Linked DNA regions of Homo sapiens: region 1 is linked to region 2. The links are chromatin loops, found by intact Hi-C in ENCODE. Cell type or tissue: HCT116. All regions are shown on one strand. Each heading gives the region's core, and the rest is flanking DNA. Links, peaks and the distances in the headings are about the cores only.

Evidence for each region. A loop is a pair of places that touch in the nucleus more often than their neighbours do. Peaks named below come from ENCODE experiments on the same cell type or tissue, not always from the same donor. Only the 100,000 strongest peaks of a DNase experiment are listed, where the experiment ranks them.
Region 1: a loop joins it to region 2, with 6 times the contacts of the local background. A loop is called at or near these places in 6 of 110 quality-filtered maps.

The regions. Positions count from the first base shown.
Region 1 is chr20:57,083,851-57,095,836 of GRCh38, reverse strand. No RefSeq gene overlaps it. Among named protein-coding and RNA genes, the nearest start is that of BMP7-AS1, 120 kb to the left of the region's middle. In HCT116, for the core only: CTCF peaks have their summits at 3,555 (motif pointing left), 5,844 and 6,044 (motif pointing left); DNase peaks (open chromatin) are centred at 3,546, 6,036 and 8,526.
Region 2 is chr20:57,506,333-57,518,318 of GRCh38, reverse strand. It overlaps CTCFL (CCCTC-binding factor like), which reads left to right. Exons shown (of 11, transcript NM_001386993.1): 6 at 2,485-2,605; 7 at 3,578-3,727; 8 at 5,567-5,727; 9 at 9,531-9,713. Among named protein-coding and RNA genes, the nearest start is that of CTCFL, 13 kb to the left of the region's middle. In HCT116, for the core only: a CTCF peak has its summit at 3,885 (motif pointing left); a DNase peak (open chromatin) is centred at 3,888.

The sequences.
Region 1 (11,986 bases), core at 2,526-10,525, 420 kb after region 2:
AGGAAGAGATGAGCAATAAACAAGTTGACCAAGTTATATAAATGCATCTGAATCCATCGGTATAATAATCAATGAAATAATTCAACTATGCTAAGGGCAGCAGAAGAATTAAACAGAGTGATCCGACCAAGAGTAATGCAAAGAGAGCTACTTTGGCCAGGGTGGTCAGGGAGAGCTTCCTGGAGGAGGTGACCTTTAAGTAAGTTCTGAAAGATGGAAGCCCATCACACAGAAAGCCAGAGGCATTTCGGGTAAAAGGAACAGCAACCAGAAAGGTTCAGAGGCAGGAAGTAGCTTAGTATGTTCTAGAAAGTGATCAGATGGTCTTTATGTAGATCCCACTCTCTTTACTACAATTTGATGAGAGATTGTTACTCCCATTTTACAGCTGGGGAAACTATGGCTGAGTAACTTGCCCAGTGCCCCTGTATCAGTCAGGGTTCAACCAGAGAAACAGAACCAGTAGGAGGCAGATATTCAGGGATTTATTGCAGGGAGTTGGCTTAGGCGATGGTGGGGCCTGGCCAGGCAAGTTGGGAATCGTGGAGGATAGGCTGGGTCTCTGGGGCACTGCTCAGGCCGCTGTCACAGGCGGAATTTCTTCCATTGCAGGGAGCCTCCGCCAGCTCTAAGGCCTTTCCACCGACTGGATCAGGCTCGCCGGGTCATCCAGGCCAACCTTTACTTAAAGTCAGCTGATGACGGGCTTTAATCACATCTACCAAACGCCATTGTAGCAACACCTAGATGAGTGTTTGGTTGAATAACAGGGGACTGCGACCTCACCAGGTTCATGCGTCAAATTGAGCACCTCAACACCCCATCTAGTAAGTGGTGGAGCTGAGGTTTGAACTGAGCCTGACCTTAAGCCCATTTTGATTACCATGAGCAATTAATTAATTGATGCAGCGACCTCACGAGGCAGGTGTTGTTAGCCCCACCTGCCCAGGCTTACTGAACATTGCTCCTAGCCGGCATTCAAGAGATACTTTCTTAAATGAATGAATGAATTTGTTTAGCCAAGATTCTCAGCCTGCTCTAGCACCTACTTACTTCCCACCTGCCCCATCCTGTCCTCACCCATCAGGAGCTGCCCGGGTGATCTGAGCAGTGGGGACTTTTATTCTGGTGAGGAAACCCAGTGTGGGACGAACTTGCTGTGGAGGGAAATGAGGGGTGCAACCCAGGTCAGGGTTCTGGCCAAGCCTGAGGCGTGCCACTGAGGTCTGTGTGCCCACAGAGGCGGAGGTCCCGGGTCTCTGTCCTGTCTTCTAGACTACTCAAGGGCCTGGCCGGGAGGGCCACCCACCCAAGACAGTCATCCTGGGCTGCAGATGGCCACTCAGCATCTCGCAGCCACAAGCAAAGGACAGGCTCGGTGACCAGGCCCTGGCCTCTCCCATGCCTGACCGCCCACCGGGCTGGGACTGGGGGAGCAGAGGCCGCTGCTTTGATGCTGGTCTGCTCTTAGCCATTTCCCGGATGACTGGCTCGTGAAACCGAATATGAGGGATCCAAAGACTTTTATGGGGGACTTTTCTGCTTCCAGCAAATTCCAGGACACGATTTTACAACCCCCTGATTCCAGGCCTCCCTTTGCCCCCACTCCCCTTCATCTGCAGGGAAGGTCTGAGGCTTCTACTGAGTGGCGGGTGGGGGGTGTCACTGAGGTGGGGGTGACCAGGCAGGAACAAAGGGGGGGATAGGACAGCTGGGCAGAGGGTGCCCCGGAGATCAGGGCTGAGTCCCTCAGCAGGGTCTCAGGTTAGGCGGCTGCAGCCGGTATACCCGGAGACACAGCAAGACCCAGGCTTGGTCCACATTGGAAGGAGATCCAAGGCCCAGGGACATTGAATTTCCATGAGGAACAGCAAGATCTGTCCACATGGGAGGGCCTGGCCATCCTGCTCCACTCAAAGGGACAGCGCAGGGCAGGGGTGGGGTGGAGACAGAAACACGTATGGAGATGCATAGAGACGCCTACAGACAGACACAGGGAAGGAGCACGCAGACGGGGACACAGCAGCACCCATGGAGGGAGAAGGGACTGGAGATGCAAGGGAAATGCGCTCTGAGAGGCGAAGATGGGGATGAGGCCTCGGAGCAGCCAGAAAAGAGAAGGGCACAGCTGGCATCCAACCTCAGCTGTAGGGTGACATGTGGGTGTTGTTTTACGCCGCCAGGCTCATGGCCATCTGTGACAGAGGAAGCTCTGGGTCTAGAGGGAAGCTCCTCAGGTCTGCACCCTGGCTCTGCTGCTCACTAGCTCAGGCAGGACCCTGACTTAACTGCCCTGTGCCTCAGTTTCCCCTCTGTAAAGGGGGATGGCAACAGTGCCTGCCTCATAGGGTGGCCATCAGGGCTAAACAAATTAATAGATGTGTACACGAGGAGTACAGCCTGCACGTAGGTGCCCGCAGACATGAGCCGTCGCACTGCCCGAGTCATTATTTCTACGTCACACAGGCGTTCCCCTCCCCCACCCACCCTCCCACCAGCCTCGTGGGGAGTTCTCTGAGCATCCATTTCACAGTGCGGAGAGACAAGCACCTCCCCACAAATATTCCTACACAATCACTCACCCCCACCCTCATGCCTGTCCAAGGTCCAGTGAATTTGTCACCCTCCTGGAGTGCCGTGTCCACCCCAGGTGGGCAGGGCTCTGCCCCTCCCACGCCTGGGCAGCCGGGCACCTGGCCTCCCTGCCCAGGGGCTGGGTGCTCTCCCACCAACTCAGGGAACCCAAGAGGGGAGGGTCAGGAGGCTGGTGCGGATGCCCACCGGCTCGGTTCCTGTGCTGCTCTTGGCAGCCCCCATACCCTGGAGTCCAGTTTCCTCTCCGTAAAGCGGGCATCATCACGACAGCGCCTGCTCCCTAGACCCCGGTGCGGATTGAAGGAGGGAGAGCAGAAAAGCAGGCTGGCATCTTCCCGGCTCCCAGCAAGTCTGTGCGGGTGGAAGGGTGGTTGTAATGGATGCAGGCGGTGGGTTGGAAGTGTGTGTGCCTGTGCTTATTCTCCAGCTGGGCCTGCGTGGAGGAGGGGTCAGAGGGGAGGTCCTCCCAGCTGGACGGACTGATCCCTGTCGGGGTGTGTCCCGGCCTGGGGACCCTCACTGCCCTCTGGCCCTGGCAGGACTCGCAGGCCTCTGGGGATGTTATGGCCACCTGGCAGGTCCCTACCCCTCCCCGCAAGTCTGAGGCTCTGGGGTCACCGCTCAGGGCAGGGCTCTTGCAGGGCACCTTGGGTAGGGCACAGGCAACTCTCAGGGGGATGACAGGCCTGTCCTGGCATGCTGGCTGTGTGGAAAGGGGTGTGTGTGACAGTGTTTCTGAGTGTGTGTGTGCACGAGCCTGCATGTTGGAGCGTGCATCTGTATGAGTGTGTGTGTGAGTGAATGTGCAGGGGTCTGTGTGTGAGCAAGCATGTGTGTGAATATGTGTTTCAGTGTGTGAGGGACTGGATGCGTGTGAGTGCGTGAGCATGAGGCTGCGCGCGTGCCCGCGTGTCCCTTGTCAACTGTGAGAGCGCAGGCCGGGGGCACAGTGAGTGCGGACGCCCTCTGGTGGGTGCTCAGCATATTCTCAGCCGGTGGCAAGAAGCGTGCGGGGGAGCGGCTCTCTCTGCAGGCCCTTGCGGAGGGCAAGCTCGTGCGGAGTCGCTCGCTACACGCAGGTCCTGAGAATGAAGCCAAAGCTGTGGTTGCCGAGCGGGCCTGCTGCCCCTGACTCGCCACCCAGCAGCTGTTCCCCGAGCGCGCACTGCGAGTCAGGTGCAGGGACACCGGCTGTGCCCCCTGAGCCTATGCTCTCTCCACGCTGCCCTCCCTGGGCTCCTCCTGTAACCTCTGTCTCCTCCCCTTCCCCCCTCTCCTGGGGGTCCACCTCCCAGCACCCCCTATGCTGTGCCTGACTTCTCTACTGGACCTGAGTCCCGGAGGACCTCACTTTATCCAGCTGCCAGCCCGCTGGCATGGCGAGTGCCTCATATGTGGTCGTTCGATGAACCCCTCTCTGCTTTGGCTGCCTGGCATCTCGTCATTACAACTTTCTCTCCTCCAGGAAGCCCTCCATGATGTCACATCACCCCCTCTCGGGGCTTGTGTCTGCCTCCTTCAGCAGACTGCCTTGTTCAGTACTGTATTGCCTGGCACACAGTAAGTGCTTAGTAAATATGTATTTGTTGAGAAAAGGAATGACTGACTGACTGAATGAATGACTGAATGAATGAATGGGAGGCATGGGGATGGGGAAAGAGATGAGGGAAGGGTAAGAACCCTGACTAATGTGGACAAGTAATGACAATCCCAGCGACCTCCCAACCTTCTCCTTGTTGAGGTAAAGAGCTGCTGACTGGGACCCGGCCTGTGACCAGGCCTGGCCAGCCCGGCAGGACCCAGTAATCCAGAGCCAGCGGCTCAGGTTGAGTCCCAGCCTCAGCACTCACACTTTTGCGGGTGGAGAGGCATGAGTGGGTGGGAGCGAACACAGGTGGAGGGTGAACGCAGGTGGGAGGCGCACGCAGGTGGAGTAGTGCGTGCCAGTGGAGGTGTGTGCATGGGTGGTGTGTGCCAGTGGAGGTGTGCACATGGGTGGTGTGTGTGGGTGGAGATGTGTGTGGTGGTGGAGGTGTGTGCGGGTGGAGGTGTGTGTGTGTGGGTGGAGGTGTGTGCATGGGTGGTGTGTGTGGGTGGTGTGTGTGGGTGGAGGTGTGTGTGTGTGTGGGTGGAGGTGTGTGTGTGTGGGTGGAGGTGTGTGCATGGGTGGTGTGTGTGGGTGGAGGTGTGTGTGGTGGTGGAGGTGTGTGCGGGTGGAGGCGTGTGTGGGTGGAGGTGTGTGTGGGTGGAGGTGTGTGAGGGCGGAGGTGTGTGTGGGCGGAGGTGTGTGGGCGGAGGTGTGTGTGGGTGGAGGTGTGTGTGGGCGGAGGTGTGTGTGGGCGGAGGTGTGTGTGGGCGGAGGTGTGTGTGGGTGGAGGTGTGTGGGTGGAGGTGTGTGTGGGTGGAGTGTGTGGTGGTGAAGGTGTGTGTGTGTGCGGGTGGAGGTGTGTGTGCGTGGAGGTGTGTGTGCATGGCGGAGTGTGTGGTGGTGGAGGTGTGTGGGTCTGGAGCTGCACCAGCTTGTGCAACTGTGAGTGTGTGTGGCAGGAGCACCTGAGTGCGTTCGTTTCCTCTTGCTGCTGTGGCAAATTTTCCCAAACTTGGTGGCTTAAAACAACACTTGATCTCATAGTCTGGAGCTCGGAAGTCTGAAGTGGGCCTCACTGTGCTAAAATCAAGGAGTGGCAGACTGCATCCCTTCCTGAGGCTTTGGGGGGAACCAATTTCCTGGCCTTTTTAGTTTCTAGAAGCCACCACATTCCTTGGCCTGTGGCCCCTTCCGCCCTCCCCAAATCCAGTGGTGGCCGGTGGAGTCTCTCCCTGCATCACTTCAACCTCCGCTGCTCTGTCACATGGCCTTGGTGTGACTCTGACCCTCCTACCTCCGTCTTATAAGGAATCACACTGTGCCCACCCAGCTAACCTGGGAATATCTCCCCACCCCAGGATCCTTAATTGAATCACACCTACAAAGTCCCTTTTGCCATGTAAAGTGACATGTTCACAGGCTCTGGACATTATTCCGTGAATCACACTGGGTAGATAACTTCCCACTCTGAATCTCAGCTCCTGCGTCTCGAAAACAGGTATGAGCTGTGCTGGCCTCGGAGGATCCCAGCTCCCGGGCTGTGTGCACCTGCACGGTTCCTGCCTCTGGATCTGCGGGAAGTGCAAGGAGCCCTGGGGGTGGGGAGGTTGTCAGGGCGTGGGCCCAGCTCCCTACCGGTGCCGTGCCACTTAGACACCTTCTGTGAAAGGCCTGGTCATAGCAGCAGTGCCTGCTCCAAAAGGACTGTCCTGGCACCTCGTCAGAACCGTGAGGGTCCCCACTGTTGTAACTTTGTCAGGACACAGGCAGGGACACCTGGCGCTGGGCAGCCCCTCTCCTGCCTGTGTCAACCCAAGGGCCTCCTCCCTTACAGGTGGCTGCTGCCCTCTGCTGGCCGCCGGGGGGTCCTCCAGGGTGCCCTGTGGCTGCTTGGGGCAGCCTCTTCCTGGTTCCCCTGGGGTTGGGGATCTTCCTGGTCCCCACTTTGGGGTGGACTCAGGCATGTGCACCTAGAGGCTGTTGTCAACACTGCTATTAATAGAAGGCCACCTCCTAAGGTGAGGCAGCCCCGACTCAAACAACGCCTGGCTCTGCTTCAGGCAGGAATCATGGCCACTCAGTGGGTCTCCTGGTCACTGTCCGGTGGTCAAGTAGCCTGATATCTACTCACTGGTGTCCTGGAGCCACCCAGACTTGTGCTCTGGCCCTTCCTGGCTGTGTGACGTAGAACAAATTACTTTACCTCTCTGAGTCTTGGTATCCTCTTTTGAAAAATGGCATTAGTATCTGCCTTGCAGTGCTGGAGCCATATATATACTAGAAAACATAGTCTCTGACATTTGTTGAGCATCTACTATACACCAGGCCCTGACGCCCTTCCTGCATCATCATATTACCTCCTAACTGGGCTTATCAAATCTTTTCAAGAACCTTAGCAAGGAGGTGCTGTTCTGATCCCCATTTTACCGATGAGGAAAGTGAGTCTGGAGACCTGAGGTCTCCTGCCCCAGGTGTACACAGCCAAAGTGGAAAACCAGGATGCAAACTCAGGTCTGTCTAGACCCACAGCCTCTTCTTTTTACCCTGTGTCTCTTGCTTTCTGGTCTCAGCAGAAGTCCAGATTGGCTAATACATATGTTTTTGATCGGTTTAAAAAAAAAAACAAATAAAATTAATGACTTAATGAAAACATTTTGTTTGGTAGCCATTTTCTTCCAAAATAGGGGGTGGCCAGGATATTATAAGAGGTTCTCAGGGCTTGGAGTTGGGGACCCCAGCCTTCAATGCGTGTCACCAGGACGTCTTCAGCAATCCTTCCTGCTCAGCCCCCTGCCTTGACATGCAGCGAACAACAAAGATCTCTGGGAGCAAAACACTCTTGGATCCTAAAACCCTCAAGAAAAGACATCCCGTCCACCCCTTCCCACCCATGATCACCAGTTGCACAAGTCTCCTTTGGAGTTTTTATTGTCAGCTCTTTCTAGTTTCAAAAAAGCTCCTAAAACCAATTCTACTTTGGGTAACTTGGCTTTTGTAACAGCAGAAGCAATGTTTGGATTCCAATTAGCAAACCGCAAATCCCTGTGGCAGCCTCTCTTTTGGGGTGAGTCTAACAGCATAGAATCCATTAGGAAAGGCTTAAAAGGAACATAACGCTTAGGGTCTATTCCGTGCCAGGTGCTTTGTGTCTATTACCTTGTTTAATCCACACAGAAACGGTGAAAGGTTTGACTTTTTACAGACGGAGGAACTAAGCCTCAGAGAGATTAGGGGGTCCCCAGGGACACATGGCTTGTCAGAGGCAAAGCCAGATTTGAACCAGATACCTCTGTGTTCCCACCTGAATGATTCCACCCCCGACACCAACCCCTTTCTCTATGTGCTCACGGATGGCCCTGTCCTGCCCTGGTCATCCATCTGAGTCCAAACCAGGGCTGGCAAACTTTCTCTGTAAAGGACCAACTAGTAAATACTTTAGGCATATAATCTCTGACACTGTAGTGTGAATGCAGCCATAGACTACAAGCAAGCACAAGGATGTGGCTATTACAAGAGCAGATGGCGGATGGAATTGGCCCCGGGCCATCGTTTGCCACCCCTGGTCTTAGCCAACCAGAGCAATCAATTCCTTTTGCCAAGTGTCGTTAGGAAGAGACACAGGCTGAAGTTCATAAGTCCAGAGGGGACGTCCACAGAAGGAATTTGGGAAGCGGTTTCTTTAGTCTTAAAAAGAGACTCTAGAAGGAAATGTTTATTCTCTACATCTGGACATAGCTAGTGAGGAGGTGATGGCTGGAGCTGGTGCAACCCTCGTGCGCCATGAGGAGATGAGCCTTAGGACCAAACTTGACATGTGGAGGGTAGAAGGATCCTGGGTCTCTGATAATGTCACTGAGTCCATCAGCGAGCAACCTGGCACTGCCACCCTCCTCTGGATTCGTGATGAAAATGATAAAGAGTTATTAAAAGCATCTCTGGTAGAAGTGTGTTCCTTTGTAGCTAAAAGCCTCCTGATTCCTGTCTTGCCTGGGTTTATTCTGTACAGTGCTGAATAGAAGAAATGCCAACCTGATTTTATTCCAGAGGATTTCAGTGGCAGCCTGTGAGTCAGCCTTGTATGCACAAAGCCACAGGTACAGATGTGTGTGGAAACGGACAGCTTCCCAGCAGTAATTTTTGATTTATGTTATTTTTATAAATCATTATAAAAAAACAATTCTGGAGCCTGCGCTTTCGAGTCTCAATGCGGAGCAGGTGTGTGTCTGATCATAGAGAGAGGTGCAGCAGGGTGAGCTCTCGTCAGCCCTCTCAAGCCACCTGGTTGGCAGGTAGGTGGCGTGGGAGCTTGCAAAGACAGCCCAGCATGCGCACAGGCTCCCTTGAAGGAAGGGCAGGAGCAAGGCCGCAGGGAGGCGGGCGCGGCTGTTCAACAGCAGACACGTGACCAGGGAGCACGCACAAGTGGCTGTTCAACAGCAGACACGTGACCAGGGAGCACACACGGGTGGCAGTAGGACCACTGAGGTCTAGAGGTCAGGGACGCCTTCCTGAAGGAAGAGGCCTCTCAGCCAAGCCCTGAAAGGTGTGGGCGGTTAGAAGGGAATGGGGAAGGGGTCGGGGTTGGGGTGGGGAGAGCTTTCCACCTAGACAGCAGCTTTGCACGGGCCATGTGAGAAGTGAGACGGTGCAGGATTTCTTCAGGGAGCCCCTGAGACAGCGAAGTTGCCGCAAAGCTGGATCTTACGTTCTGATGCTAACATTTGCATTCTGTTAACACGATTTTTGAAAATCTCCTGTAATGTCGATAAGTAACAGCGTTCACGCATTTGTGAGCATGACTTTGTAATGGCAAAACCCTGGGATAGAGCAGTTTTCTCAGCCATGGCACCATCAGCCTTCGGGGCTGGGTAACTCACGGTGGGGGCGGCCAGTGCATTGTGGGGCATCTGCAGCATCCCTGGACTCCACCCACGAGATGTCACTAGCAATCTTCCCTCCCAGTCAGGAAAACCAAAAATGTCCCCAGACATCAGCTACTGATGCCCCAGGGGGGCAAAATCCTCCCCAGTTAAGATCCCAGGGCTAGACTAAAAGAAGGCAGGTCTGTCCACTAGAGAATGGCCTGGGTGGGCAGAGCGTCCTGCCCTGGAAGACTCAGCCACGTTTCTGGTGATGAACGGCCGGTGAGGAGTGGGGATTCGGAAGTGCTGCTGCCTACCACAGGGGTTGCTCCCGTTGTATGTTACTATTGAGCCTGTGGACCCAACACACACTCACAGATGTGCTTGCTACTCAAGGATGGAACAAGGTCATGGCAGCAGGCACCCTTGGTTGCCTTCCTGTGTCCTAACGGCCCCTGATGTAGCTCCAGGTCCAGCTCTCAGGCCCATGAGCCCCTGGGAGCGCAGGTGCCAGTCCCGGTTCCTGTGAGTCAGTCGTGGTACTCCGGGTCCTATTGATGGTGATCGGTTTCGGGATGGGCATGTGACCCAGTTCTGGCCAATGAGGGGTGAGGAAAGGTCTGATGGGAGCTCCTGGAAGAGGTGTCCTCACTGATCCAAAGACCCCAAAAGGCCAGGATCCTCTTTTTCCACCCCCTGAAATCAAAACAGCCATCCTGAAACCACGAGGGAGCCAGTCTGGGGTGGCGGAGTGGAAAAGCGAAAAGCACCCGGCTCCTCCAGGCCGCGCGGGCTGCTGCATTCACCAGCTTGGGGCTGCCCTGAGGCCTCTGGGGAGGGAGGTAACACACTTCTTGAGGGTTTAAGATGATGGGCATGGCAGTTTCTGGTTTTTGCCACTGAAAGCATCCTGGTATCAGACTTCTCAGGAAGGCTGTGCAAGGGTTCATGTAGTAGATGTTCAATGCACACGCAACATTCTTGGAGATGGGATTTGAAAGCATCACACGACCCAGCCGTCTCTCAAGCTGCTTCTGTCAGGACCACTGACTGCTATCACTCAGCGCAGACTCCTGCACAGTGGGGTCTCATCTTGAGGTTGGGGTGGTGACAAAGTGAGTGTACAAGTTAAATGATGACCCGATGACAATGCTATATGGGCCACGGGCATCTGGATGGAGATGGGCCCTGGAACAGAGGAGCCTCCCTGGCTTTGATGCTCACAATAAACCTGGGACTTTCCCATAAAGTGGAGGCCACCCCATCCCCCGCCCCAGGGACTCTACCAGCTCTTCTTTATGGTACAAAAGAAACACTTCCCATAGTTCATTAAAGCTTTTTATGTTTTTTTTAAATTAAAATTAAAAACAAAATGAGTAAAAGAAGGCAGAGAAGAAAGAGCCCCTCCCTGAAGCCACATGGTTGTCCCAGTGCAGCTGAGGTCCGCCCCACAACAGACTGAACCCCACACCCCACCCCCAGGCAGGATCTTCCTGGGGATCCAAGGGTGACATGCAAGATGAATCCAGGCTTTGCAAGGCCAAGGATGGTGTCTCCGTGTGCCACCTACCTGGGCACAGAGCTGTGGGAAACCCAGCCCCTGAGGGTCTGCAAACCTCCTCACTCCCAGCTGAATCCGCTTCCTCCTGATACAGTGGAGGAGCCTGCTGTGAGGCCCCAGTGTCCGCACCTCAGCATTGCCAGTAGGAAGATGCCACCCCGCCCTGTGACTGTCAGGTGGCAGGATGTGCCTGAATTGGGGCAGCTGCCCCCACCCCCCACCTCCTGTTCTGAGCCCTGTTGGGGCCCAGCCTGGCCTAAAACCCAGCACATGTCAGTGGTAGGGGAGCTGGCCTCTCCTTACCCAAGGGCCACCAAATGCTAGTGGCTTCTCTGACCCACCCGTGGTCGAGGCCAGAAACATTGGATGGCTCAAGATGTCTTGACATATCCTAGGCTGTGGCGGCCACCCCAAAATGGGAAGCGGGGTCTTTCCCAGGCCAGTTGTCCATTCTGTCACCCAGCAGCTCCACCATCATGGTCTCCTCCCCTGGTCACTCCTCTGGATGGAGAAGACATCCCCTCATCCAAAGACACGTGGCCTCAGACTGTGGGAGCGGGACTGTTTGCTGACAGTCGAGGACTGAGTTGTCACCTTTGTGAACGGCATTATAGGAAGAGTGGCCGGAGAACCGACCTGAGAGAAAGCAGAGGTTGTGCGGATTTCCCAGGGCTGTGAGACAAGTCACCATCCACAGAGGGGCTTAAAACAACTTCCCATTTTGGGGTGGCCGCCACAGCCTAGGATATGTCAAGACATCTTGAGGCATCCAATGTTTCTGGCCTTGGCCGGGGGTGTGTGGGAGAAGCTACTAGCATTTGGGTGGCCTCGGGTAGGAGAGGTCAGCTCCCCTACCGCTGACAACATGTGCTGGGCTCCAGCAAGGGAGCCTCTCTCAGTTCTAGAGGCCAGAAGCCCGAGGTTGAGTGGGGCTGCGCTCCCTCTGGAGGCCCGAGAGAGGCTCTTTTCTTGCCTCTCCCAGCCTCTGGTGGCTGCCAGCGTTCCTTGGCTGCGGTGGCCTCACTCAGGTCTCTGCCTGTCCTCACACGGCTGTCGCCTCCTCTCTGTCTCTCCTCTGTGTGTTACAAAGACACTTGGTGCTGGACTTAGGGCCCATCCAGATACCCAGGATAGTTTCATCTCAAGATCCTTAACTTGATTACATCTGCAAAGACCCTTTTCCCAATCAGGTGACAGTCACAGGCTTCTGGGTTAGGGCATGGACACATCTTTTTGGAGGCCACCATTCAAGCCACTTTGGGGGTGAAATTAACACACTGCAAATGAATCCAGCCAGACAGCCTGGATACAGTGGGACATGCAGCAGAGCAGCCAGAGTGAGGATGGGGCCAGATGCCCTGCCTGCCCTTGGCAAAGGGG
Region 2 (11,986 bases), core at 432-8,431:
ATTACAGAGAGACCACCCTTTTCAAACTTCAGGTGTGCCATAGTCATTTTAATTAATTTGCTTTATTTGTACCTTCTAACAGGTTTGGCGGTACTCACGTGAAACAGGCAGAGCACTGCTTTTACTAGTCAGTACCAGTTTCCACCAGTTAATTGTCAGGGTCTCACTGTGTGCTGGGAAACAGGCTGAGGCCCGGTTTTGAGCCTGGTCGGGACTGGGTCAACAGTACACCCAAATGGAACTAAGTTAAAGGGAACAGCTGATGATTAAATATAGTAACAGTGCAGCCGGGTTTCACAAATTGGGAAATTTCATGGTTAGGGTCAGAATTTGATTCCAAGAACTTTTTTCTGCTGTTACTATTTTTAAAAAAATTATTTCTCATCTGAGTTAAAGGTTGTGATTGTAGTATGAGAATGCAAAATGGAGGGATCAGGGAACAGAGTCACCTGGGGATCCTAAGCCTGGAGTGGACTTTTTGTTGGTGTCCTGCCGGTGCTTAGTACAAACTTCCTAGGTCCACGAGACCCTCCCCCAGTGCCAGTGGTCTGCACGCAGCCTGTGGGGGGTAGCCTCAGCACAGGGGTCTCTATTGCTGCCATAGCCCCCCATTTTTGCAGTCTCCTCAAGTCTTGCCATGCTTGTTTGTTCCCTCATCCCATCCCGTGACAAAAATGGCAGCAGGAACGTATCAAAGCTGTGGTGCAGATGTGCCCCTTTTTTTAAAAAAGCTTTTGAATTGGCCGGGCGCGGTGGCTCACGCCTGCAATCCCAGCACTTTGGGAGGCCAAGGTGAGCGTATTGCTTGAGGTCAGGAGTTCAAAACCAGCCTGGCCAACATGGTGAAACCCTGTCTCTACTAAAAATACAAAAAATTAGCCAGGTGTGGTGGCACATGCCTGTAGTCCTAGCTACTCAGGAGGCTGAGGCAGGAAAATCACTTGAACTTGGGAAGCAGAGGTTCCAGTGAGCCGAAATCGCGCACTCCAGTCTGGACGAGAGTGAGACACCGTCTCCAAAAAAAAAAAAAAAAAAGCATTTGAACTCCCATTGTCCTCCCATCCCACCTTTAAGAGTCATCCAGAGTCTTTTTTAATGGCCTTCTTTGCTCATTCACACCACTTATCCTCCTCAAAACTTTCATGCTATACAGTTTTTAAAATTCTTTTTGTTTTGCTTTCTAATATACTTGAAGGCATTCACTTTTCTTCTGAAAACCTAAGTGAAATTTTTTGGCTTGGCTGTTGTTTTCCATTCTAAGCTTTCTTTTGTTCTCGAGTGTTCCTTAGGCTTCTGTGCGCTCATCACTTACTGGGGAGGCAGATGGAGTGTGGCATCCCTGGGTCACCAGCAGGACTGATGCAGCTTCCTGATGTCTGTAGTCCACGTGTAGCTGATGCCCCCATTTCCTGCTAGCAGTAGATAAGGGCCTGTGATACACGAATACAGAATAAGAATAGTTCTAGAAGGCAATCAACGAGTCAGGCAGTGAATGCTCAAATGGGAGGTATTATGTTGTTTGCTATTTAACTGATTGCCTGGGATACATAATTACTCAAATTAGAATTTAATTTCTTCTACTTAAAACTTAATTCTTCTTAGGAACCTGCTGTCACATGGCACCAATGCTGAATAGCCAGGGACACCTTCCTCCACTCACACTGTTACTGTGGGGCCAGCCAGGGTGGAGTCTGCAGGACTTGTGACCATGAGGCAAGACATACAGATGTTCCTCCATTAAAGAGCTAGGGTTTCGTTTTTATTTTTATTTTTATTTTTTTTGAGACATGGTCTGACTCTGTTACCCTGGTTGGAGTGCAGTGGTGTGATCTTGGCTCTTTGCGGCCTCAGCCTCCCAGGCTCAAACAGTCCTGCCACCTCAGCCTCTCGAGTAGCTGGGACCACAGGTGTGTGCCACCATACCTAGCTCATTTTTAATTTTTGGTGGAGACAGGGTTTTGCTATGTTGCCCAGGCTGGTCTCAAACTCCTCAGCTCAGGTGATCCACCCCTCTCAGCCTCCCAAAGTGCTGGGATTACAGGCGTGAGCCACCACACCCAACGAGAGCTAGAGTTTCAAGATTTTCACTTTATGCAAGGAAAAAAAAATGTTTGCCTTTGTGCTTTTACAGTGTAATCTAAATTTTGTAACTATTGAGCATATATTGCCTTAGAAATGAAAACAAAATCTTGTATGGCATTTGGCAGGTAGGCTTAAAGTGAAGGTGAACGCGAAAGTCTCTCAGAACTGCTGCTCATTTTCCCTAAAGGAGCTTATACACACACACATCAAATGAGATAAAATCACCCATAACAGATGATCAAAAGTGATGACTTTTTCATGTTTTTTCAGTGAGTGAAATATGCTCTGGTGCTCTGATGTTAAAATATGATTAATTTAAATCTCTTTTACAATGCTGATTAATGGAAGACTCTGCCATTTTTTAGTTTCTATTGCAACGAACATCATTTATGTATTTATTAGGCAAGTAAATTGAAGCGCCATGTCCGATCCCACACTGGGGAGCGCCCCTTTCAGTGTTGCCAGTGCAGCTATGCCAGCAGAGATACCTACAAGCTGAAACGCCACATGAGAACGCACTCAGGTAAGGGCTCTGGTGCTGAAGGCCTGATACCTACAGTGTTAACTCTTAAAGCAAGCTTTAAAAAATTACTTTTTATTGGCACAATTAAAGTTCAAAGGTAAAAGTGGATTTTTGCGTGCCTTCATGATAAAAGAATCTTGATCTGTACTTTTACCTTTATTTAGCAGTAAGAGAGTCTGCATAGATACTGTGCCACAACCCCACTGTGTGGAGTAAAACACAAAGTATTTGCTTCCGTAGATTTTTCAGGTATTTAAAACTCAACTCCTGGCCAGGCATGGTGGCTCAAACCTGTAATCCCAGCACTTTGGGAGGCTGAGGCAGGAGGATCCCTTGAGTCCAGGAGTTTGAGACCAGCCTGGTCAACATAGGGAGACCCTGTCTCTACGAGTAATTTAAAAATTAGCTGGGCCTGGTGGTGCACACCTGTGGTCCCAGCTACTTGGGAGGCTGAAGCAGGAGAATCACTTGAACCCAGGAGGTTGAGGCTGCAGTGAGCCGGGATTGCGCCACTACACTCCAGCCTGGGTGACAGAGTGAGAACCTGTCTCAAAAAAAAAGAAAAAGTAAATAAAAATAAATAAAAGTCAACTCCTTAATTCATTCTTCAACTTTAAGGCAAAACATAAAGTGTGCTGCTTTTGTAACAGAGGTACTTGATGTCTTGTGTTAAGAATACATTTATGTGTACTTCTTGGTTATTCGTACAGCCCCATGGATGTGAACCACCTTGAACTCTTGCGTAGCCACCAGATGCGGGGAAGTCATGTCTCTGGTCCATCATGGACACAGCTGTACTTGACATAAGCTGTCTGGGCTTGATTTGGGAGTCTCATACTAATTGGGGGTTGTCCGGTGAGAAGGGGGTTGATAAAGGAGGCTTGGGGCAAAAAAAAAAAACACTTTCAGCACAGGTGGCCTTTGGCAAGGATCAGGCCTGGAGGGGGAATCACTTTGTTGTCTGCATCTCAGGTGAGAAGCCTTACGAATGCCACATCTGCCACACCCGCTTCACCCAGAGCGGGACCATGAAAATACATATTCTGCAGAAACACGGCGAAAATGTCCCCAAATACCAGTGTCCCCATTGTGCCACCATCATTGCACGGAAAAGCGACCTACGTGAGTGGTTTAGCGATCTTTCTTTTACTACAGCATTTGCTGGCTCTTTGGAGCGTGGTCCTATAAACCTGCAAAGTACTGGCCCTGATACTGGGAGGCCCGGTCTTCGGGAACTTGGCCCTGGGACGAATTTTCTTCCAGAAGTCCTGTCGCACCATCTGGTGGCTGCATCTCATAAGTGCATTTTATAGCATGTTTTTAGAATCCGGGCCCAGGCCTGTTCCGTATGCACGTGATAAGACCTTTCACAGATGGGTATTACTTCATTCCACATTGGGCCTATTTTTCAGATGAGGACACTGGGGATCAGAGACATAGAGTAACCTGCCTGGGAGTCATACGAACCAAGGGTGCTAGGAGGTGGCTGGATTCTGGGTTCCTATTTATCAGTGCTCTATCTATGGCACCCAGCAAGCTTTTGTTAAACCCTGGCTGTGGGCCTAAGAAGTTTTGGAAGCAGAAGTTTCAAAAGACACAGTTTTCCCCTTAAGACAGTCACTTCGGGAAAGGAGGCGGGCCTGTAACGTGTAATCCGCATCTACCACGGTGAGCCTTTTAACTGTCACACCCCACAGAGTGGGAGAGGGAATCCAGAGGGTCTTGGAACAGCAGGCCTAGGAGCTGGGATTTGATACTGCCTGTGGGGAAGCCAGCCAGTGTTGAGCAATGGGAGGGAGGGTGTGGGAAGCGTGAGTGAACGAGCCTCTTCTTTGTTTCAGGATTCCTGGGCCTCCCTTTTCCATGATCTTATTTCTCTTTCCAAAATATATGACACTGTGATACACAAAAATATGTTAGCAGAACAAAAAATTTGACCCTTTTGCCCAAAGAGATTCTGGAGATGAGATGAATTTTTTTGAAAACCTTTCTGAAAGGCGAAAGGTGTTCCACAAAGTCTTCACTTTTATTTTTCATCTGGACCATTCTGTCATTGTTGCCGTAGATACCAGCACATCACAAAACACAGTCCAGTGGGGCTTGGTGGGGCACAAGTCTAGCCAGTTGCTAGACTTTTTTGACACCATGGCAAAGTAACATGGTTTATATCCATCTCATGCCAGTGGGTGATACACTCCACATAGCCCTATAAGATGCTTTATAAACACATTAATTCTTCCTTCCCATGACTGTATGAGAAATCAAGCTCTCTAAATGTCTGAGTCACTGTGGGTAAGGTGGAGTAGCTCCATCACACAGCTGTCCATTGTCATTTGGCTTCTTACACAAGTATCACAAGACCATCATGCTTTAGACTTAGATGAGCAAACCCAGCCAGACCTTACCATGTGTCTCAGGTTAATTTCAACATAGGAAATAACAGGGCACTGACTTCTAACAACGAGTGGATTATTTAAGGTAAAATAAAGATATTATATCTTTTTATATAAAACCACCTTAACATCATCCTAAAATTCACCTACCCCATAATAGTTCTCAAAGTGCTTTGTTCAATGAACATTTTAGGTCCAGTGTGACATACCTTATATAACATTTAACTCCATACCGAGAGTATTAAAATGATATTTCAGCATTCTGTTCGTTTAAAGCAGTGGTTCTCAGCTGAGAATGATTTTACCACCCAGAAGACAGGCGGTGATATCTAGAGGTATTTTGGCTTTCACAACCGGGGAGAAAGAGGTGCTGCTGGCATCTGGTAGACAGACACCAGGAATGCTGCTTAACATCCTACAATGCACAGGATAGCCCACCCTGCCCTGCCCAGGAAGGAACTAGCATGTTCCAGCGCCAAGGCTGAGAAACCCCGGTTTAGAGGAGAGGGGAAGCAGGCTAACAGAAAACAACACTCTTGAAGTATATAATGTTCTGTGACCATTTTAGGTGTGCATATGCGCAACTTGCATGCTTACAGCGCTGCAGAGCTGAAATGCCGCTACTGTTCTGCTGTCTTCCATGAACGCTATGCCCTCATTCAGCACCAGAAAACTCATAAGAATGAGAAGAGGTTCAAGTGCAAACACTGCAGTTATGCCTGCAAGCAGGTATTGTACTTTACTTAATTTGGAGAGGCAGTGGTGTATGGAAGAATGGAGGGCTGGGTGGGATTCTCTACCACCTTGAAGATACTGAGAAAAGTCATGCTTTTAATAGAGTAGCCTATTCAGAATAACCAGAAAGCAACTGTGAGCCAGTCATTCAAAACAACAGTTCTTAAAGTATGTTCACATATCCCCAGAGCTCCCTGTGACCAACTAGGGCCCCACAAGAGCCAAGCCTTTGTTATGATAATGGAAAGGTGTCATTTGCCCTTTTGAGACATTGACATTTGCACTTTTGGTGCCAAAGTAGTGGTGGTCCTTAGCCCGGATCAAGGCAGTGACACCCAGTGGAATTGGTGGTTGTGGTATTCTTCACCTTCACACACTGGCAGCAAAAATAAAGGGCAGTTTTACATGACAGTGTGCTTGAAGAGGCAGTTAAAGTTGTTAACTTTATTCAGTCTTTACCTGGAATACTTTCTTTTTAATAATCTTTGTGATGAGATGAGAAGCCGGCATACGCACCTCCACTGTCTTCCAAAGCTTGGAGGAAAAGCACCTGGGGGTTTGTTTGAATTTCCAGCTCAAGTAGCCACTTTCTCAGTGAATGTCATTTTCACTAAGAAAGGAACAAGATAAACAAATTCTGTTTACTCAGTCATTGGGCGTTGGTGGACATTTTTTTAAAAAATGAACAATGTAGGCCAAGTGCAGTGGCTCACACCTGCAATCCCAGCACTTTGGGAGGCCGAGGCATGTGGATCACTTGAGGTCAGGAGTTTGAGACCAGCCTGGCCAATATGGTGAAACCCCGTTTCTATTAAAAAATACAAAAATTAGTTGGGCGTGGTGGCACACGCCTGTAGTCCCAGCTACTCAGGAGGCTGAGGCAGGAGAATTGCTTGAACCTGGGAGGCAGAGGTTGCAGTGAGCCGAGATCGCGCCACTGCACTCCAGCCTGGGAAACAGAGCAAAACTCCATCTCAAAAAAAAAAAAAGGGGGGGGATTAGAGTGATTTTTTTAAAGCAACTTTTATATTGTGTGATGAAATATGTCAGCATTTAGAAGATCTGCATAACTCAAGTGAACTAGTATTTTCCAAATGACCAATCCATGATGTTACAGACTCACACACAGGTAAAAGATCCATTCAAAGTAAAAGATAGACCAAGAGGTTATAATGTCGCAGAGGAGCACAAGTTCTTTGGCACGGTTTCAGATTCCACATTGCAACCCATGGTAAGAAATTACCATGGCCAGACACACTGGCTCACACCTATAGTCCCAACACTTTGGGAGGCCGAGATGGACAGAACTGTTGAGCTCAGGAATTCAAGACCAACCTGGGCAACATAATGAGACCCTGTCTCTACAAAAAAATACAAAAATTAGCTGTGGGTGGTGGTGCATATCTGTCCCAGCTACTCAGGAGGCTAAGGTTGGAGGATCACTTAAGCCCAGGAGGTTGAGGCTGCAGTAGGCTGTGTTCATACCACTGCACTCCAGCACGGACAACTGAGTGAGACCCTAAAAAAAGAAATTACTACTAACTGAATTTTAGTGTAATAGCAGAGAAGAATGCCCACAGTTATTTGGAAGAGCTAGTAAAATGTTGCTCTCTTTTCAAACTACATGTCTGTGAGACCAAATTTTCTTTATCACTTAACATACTCCAGTGGACTGAGGGAAGAGCAGAGATAGGAATCCATCTGAATTCTTTTTTTATTTTTTTATTTTTTAGACGGAGTCTCACTCTGTTGCCCAGGCTAGAGTGCAGTGGCGCTATCACTGCAAACTCCACCTCCTGGGTTCACGCCATTCTCCTGCCTCAGCCTCCTGAGTAGCTGGGACTACAGGCGGCCCCCACCACGCCTGGCTTATTTTTTGTATTTTTAGTAGAGATGGGGTTTCACCATGTTAGCCAGGATGGTCTCGATCTCCTGACCTCGTGATCTGCCCGCCTCGGCCTCCCAAAGTGCTGGGATTATAGGCGTGAGCCACCGCGCCTGGCCCCGAATGCTTTTAATAGAGCTGTCAGACTTAGCAAATAAAAATACAGCACACTTAGTGACATTTGAACTTCAGACAACAACAAATAGTTTTATATACAAGTAGTTGCAGCCTGTATTTTAACTGGAAACCTTATCTATTAAGACAGACATTAGGTTATTTTTGTTTTGAAAAATAGATAATTTTACAGAAATAATATGTAGTTGGTTTGTTTTTATTTTTAAATGAGTTAATAAATTGTTTTATTTTAAAAAACACTTAAGAATTCCCCAGGTTTGCTTTCTAAGAAAGTAAATACTAATACATGCCACCTGTATACATAAAAGCTCTTCAGAGGCCACAGTAATTTTTTAAAGTATAAAAGGCCCTCAGAGTAGAAGTTTGAAAACCAAAACACTGCTTCAAAGTATTGCATGCTATTGGTTACCAAAGGTGAAAATCAGTGCTTACTGTGTGTTTTGAAGTGTGGGCTGTAAACTGTAAATGCTTTGAATAAGGGAAAAGGAGTTTTTCTGGTAGATTTTGAACAAAGAATATTCTGAGGCCTCAGGCTCATACTTATTCAAATGAACTAGGAGGGCTTCCTGAAAGATGGATAGGACTTGGAAAGGATGAGGGGCCCTGGAGCAGGCATACAGCAGGTATGTGGGAGTAGAGAGCAGCCAGGCAGGTCATGGCCGTGGGCAGAGGCTTGGAGCACTGCTGGGTGCTCCTGGCTGCCGCGGTCCTGGAGAGTCAGGCTCCCAGCAGGGAGCGCCAGAGATGCTGTCCCAAAGGAGGGTGATGAGGTGAAAGCTGTGCATGGAAGAGGGTGTTTAGTGAATTGGGTGAGAGAAAGATTAGAAGAAAGAGCATCAGTTAGGCCACTGACAGTAATGCAGAAATGGCCGAATATATATTTAATCCAAATAATCATCACATTTTAAATAAAACAAAATGTGTACTTTTGCTTGACTTCATACATATTTTTTTCCTGATTTCCCAAATTATTTTCTCCTGTCTAAGATAAAATCTCTATTTAGGCCAGGTACAGTGGCTCACACCTATAATCCCAGCACTTTGGGAGGCTAAGGCAGGAGAATTGCTTGAGGCTAGGAGTTTGAGACCAGCCTGGGCAACATAGTGAGACCCTGTCTCTACAAAAAATACAAACTGAGCCGAGCATAGTGGCATGCGTCCACAGTCCCAGCTACTCAGGAGGCTGAGGCAGGAGGATCACTTGGGCCCAGGAGTTTGAGATTGCAGTGAGCTATGATTGTGACAGAGCGAGACCCTGTCTCAAAAAAAAAAAAAAAAAAATCGGTATTAAGATCTGTTACGATACTATTGGGAAGTAAATGGAAAAATGTTGATACTTAAGGTACTTGCAACCCCAAAGGTCTGCTGAATTTAAACTCTGACATTTGATTTTTAAGTTTGCAGGTTCTATTTGCCCTTTGTAAATTCAGGTAATTGTAAATAGTTGTATAGAAGGAGGACTCCCAGTAATGAGAGGACAAAGGACCATCCTTTCACGCCCTGCGGTGTGTACTCCCACATCCCAACAGGACAGGAGAGCCAGCAAGGAATCCACTGCAAGACCTTTGTCACTTGCTGCTGCATACGAGTTTTGTTTCCTAGGCGGCCACTTACTGAGAGTGAATGCTGCCTTGTTCAGAATGTGTTTGCAGTAATTCTGCTTAATAGTGGACTCATCTTTGGGGAGGGAAATAAAAGGTATTGTATGATAAACAGTGTCTAATATCGAGAAAACCCTTTGAACTAGACAAGCTGCTTTCTTCCCCTTCCCTCTTAGGAACGTCATATGACCGCTCACATTCGTACCCACACTGGAGAGAAACCATTCACCTGCCTTTCTTGCAATAAATGTTTCCGACAGAAGCAACTTCTAAACGCTCACTTCAGGAAATACCACGATGCAAATTTCATCCCGACTGTTTACAAATGCTCCAAGTGTGGCAAAGGCTTTTCCCGCTGGGTAAGCTTACTTAAGTCACAGTAAATCCCCCATGGAAAGATCCCTCTATCTCAGGAGGACAGTGTCACACCAGGAGAGTTTAAACCCGATTATAGAAACCTGCCAGGACTTCAGGAGCATCTGTCATGCCTTAGGAAAGTGGTTATTAGTTTTTTAAAATCACAAAATTCTTGAAGAATCCTATGAAAGTGTGGTCTCCTCATCCCCTAAAAAAAAAAAAAAGGACAATCCAACACACAAAATCTTACAATAGGGAGTTATCAGACTCCCCAAAGAACCCCACCTTTTAGTGTAATATTTTCAAACAGTGAACTAGATTTAGGCTACTTGACAGAGAGAATGCAGTTTTCACACATTTTTTCAGATGTCCCTAGAATAATGTTATTGGTGTCTATAATCCCAGCTACTTGAGAGGCCAAGGTGGGAGGATTACTTGAGGCCAGGAGTTTGAGATCAGCCTGGGCAACACAGGGAGACCCCCATCCCTCCAAAAAAATTAGCTGGTTGTGGTGGTGCACCCCTGTAGGCCTAGCTGCTCAGGAGGCTGAGACAGGAGGACCACTTGAGCCCAGGAGTTGGAGGCTACAGTGAGTCACGATCGCACCACTGCACTCTGGCCTCAAAGACAGAGTGAGACCCTGTCTCTAAAATAACTTTTTTAATTAAAAAAAAAAGAATAGTGCTGTTGGTACTGGACTAAGCAATACATTTATGGTTTTATTCTTTTAGGTGTTGTATTAGTTATCTATTTCTGTATGACAGATTACCTCAAAATGGAGTGGCTTAAAACCACAAACATTTATCACCTGACAGATTCTCTGGGTTGGGAACTCGGAAGTGGCTGAACTGGGTGGTCCTGGCTCAGGGCCACTCCTGAGGCTGCAGTCAGGATGTCCGCCAGGGCTGCATCATCCGAAGGCTGGACTGGGGCCAGAGGATCCACTTCCAGGACAGCTCCGCCACACAACTGCTGGCACCGGCCTCAGTTCCTTGCTACAGGGACCTCTCTGCAGGGCTGCTTGAGTGTCCTCCTGACTCAGAGCAAGTGAGAGAGTGCAAGTAGGAAGCCATGGTGCCTTTTGCAGTCTAGTCCTAAAAGCGGCACAACAGCCAGCTGTGGGGGCTCACACCTGTAATCCCAGTACTTCGGGAGGCCAAGGCAGGTGGATAACTTGAGGCCAGGAGCTCAAGACCAGCCTGGCCAACATGGTGAAACCCTGTCTCTACTTTAAAAAAAAAAAAAGAAAATAGCTAGGCGTGGTAGTGCACGCTTGTAATCCCAGCTACTTGGGTGGTTGGGACGGGAGGATCACTTGAACCCAGGAGACAGAGGTTGCAGTGAGCTGAGATTGTGCCACTGGCCTCCAGCCTGGGCGACAGAGCAAGACTCTGTCTCAAAAAAAAAAAAAAAGTGGCACATTCTAGTCACAAGAAATGAACCATGAAGTCCCACCCACACTCGAGTGGGGAATGAAGTTTCTTTTGAAAGGAACAGCATCAAAGAATTTCAGGACATTTAAAAACCACTGCACATGGCTAGCTAGATCCTTGGACCATGTAGGCTTCAGCCTAACTTTATAAAAGTTTTATAAAAGTTGAATTTCCTGAAGTTGACTATTTTTTTAAAAATATTTCTTCTTAAAACAGTAGTGTAGTTGTGTTTTTCTGAGTAGCACAGTGGGATAGTTCTGGAATGTCAACCCTATTAGTTTAAAATTTCAAATAAAAGCTGTGGCAGTGCTCCCAAAACACCATTGCTCATGCAAAAATTGTGAAGAGTTAAAATTAACGAGTAGAATTCTAAAGAGAAAAAAACTGCTCTTTGGTGCAAGAAATAAAAATGTAGAGAAAAGAACAAGTCTGCCTCATGCAGTCCCTCAGAACATAAAATTTTTGAAATTCCGATTCAAGAAAGCATATTTGGACTTGTGTCTAAAATATAAAAAGAACTCTTATAACTCAGTAAATAGACAGATACCCAATGAAAAACAGGTAAAGTATCTAGGCCAGGCGCGGTGGTTCACACCTGTAATCCCAGCACTTTGGGAGGCAGAGGCAGGTGGATCACAAGGTCAGCAGTTCAAGACCAGCCTGGCCAAAATGATGAAACCCCATCTCTACTACAAATACAAAAATTAGCTGGGCATGGTGGCACATGCCTGTAATCCTAGCTGCTCAGGAGGCTGAGGCAGGAGAATTGCTTGAACCCAGGAGGTGGAGGTTGCAGTGAGCTGAGACTGTGCCACTACAGTCCAGCCTGGGCAACAGAGCGA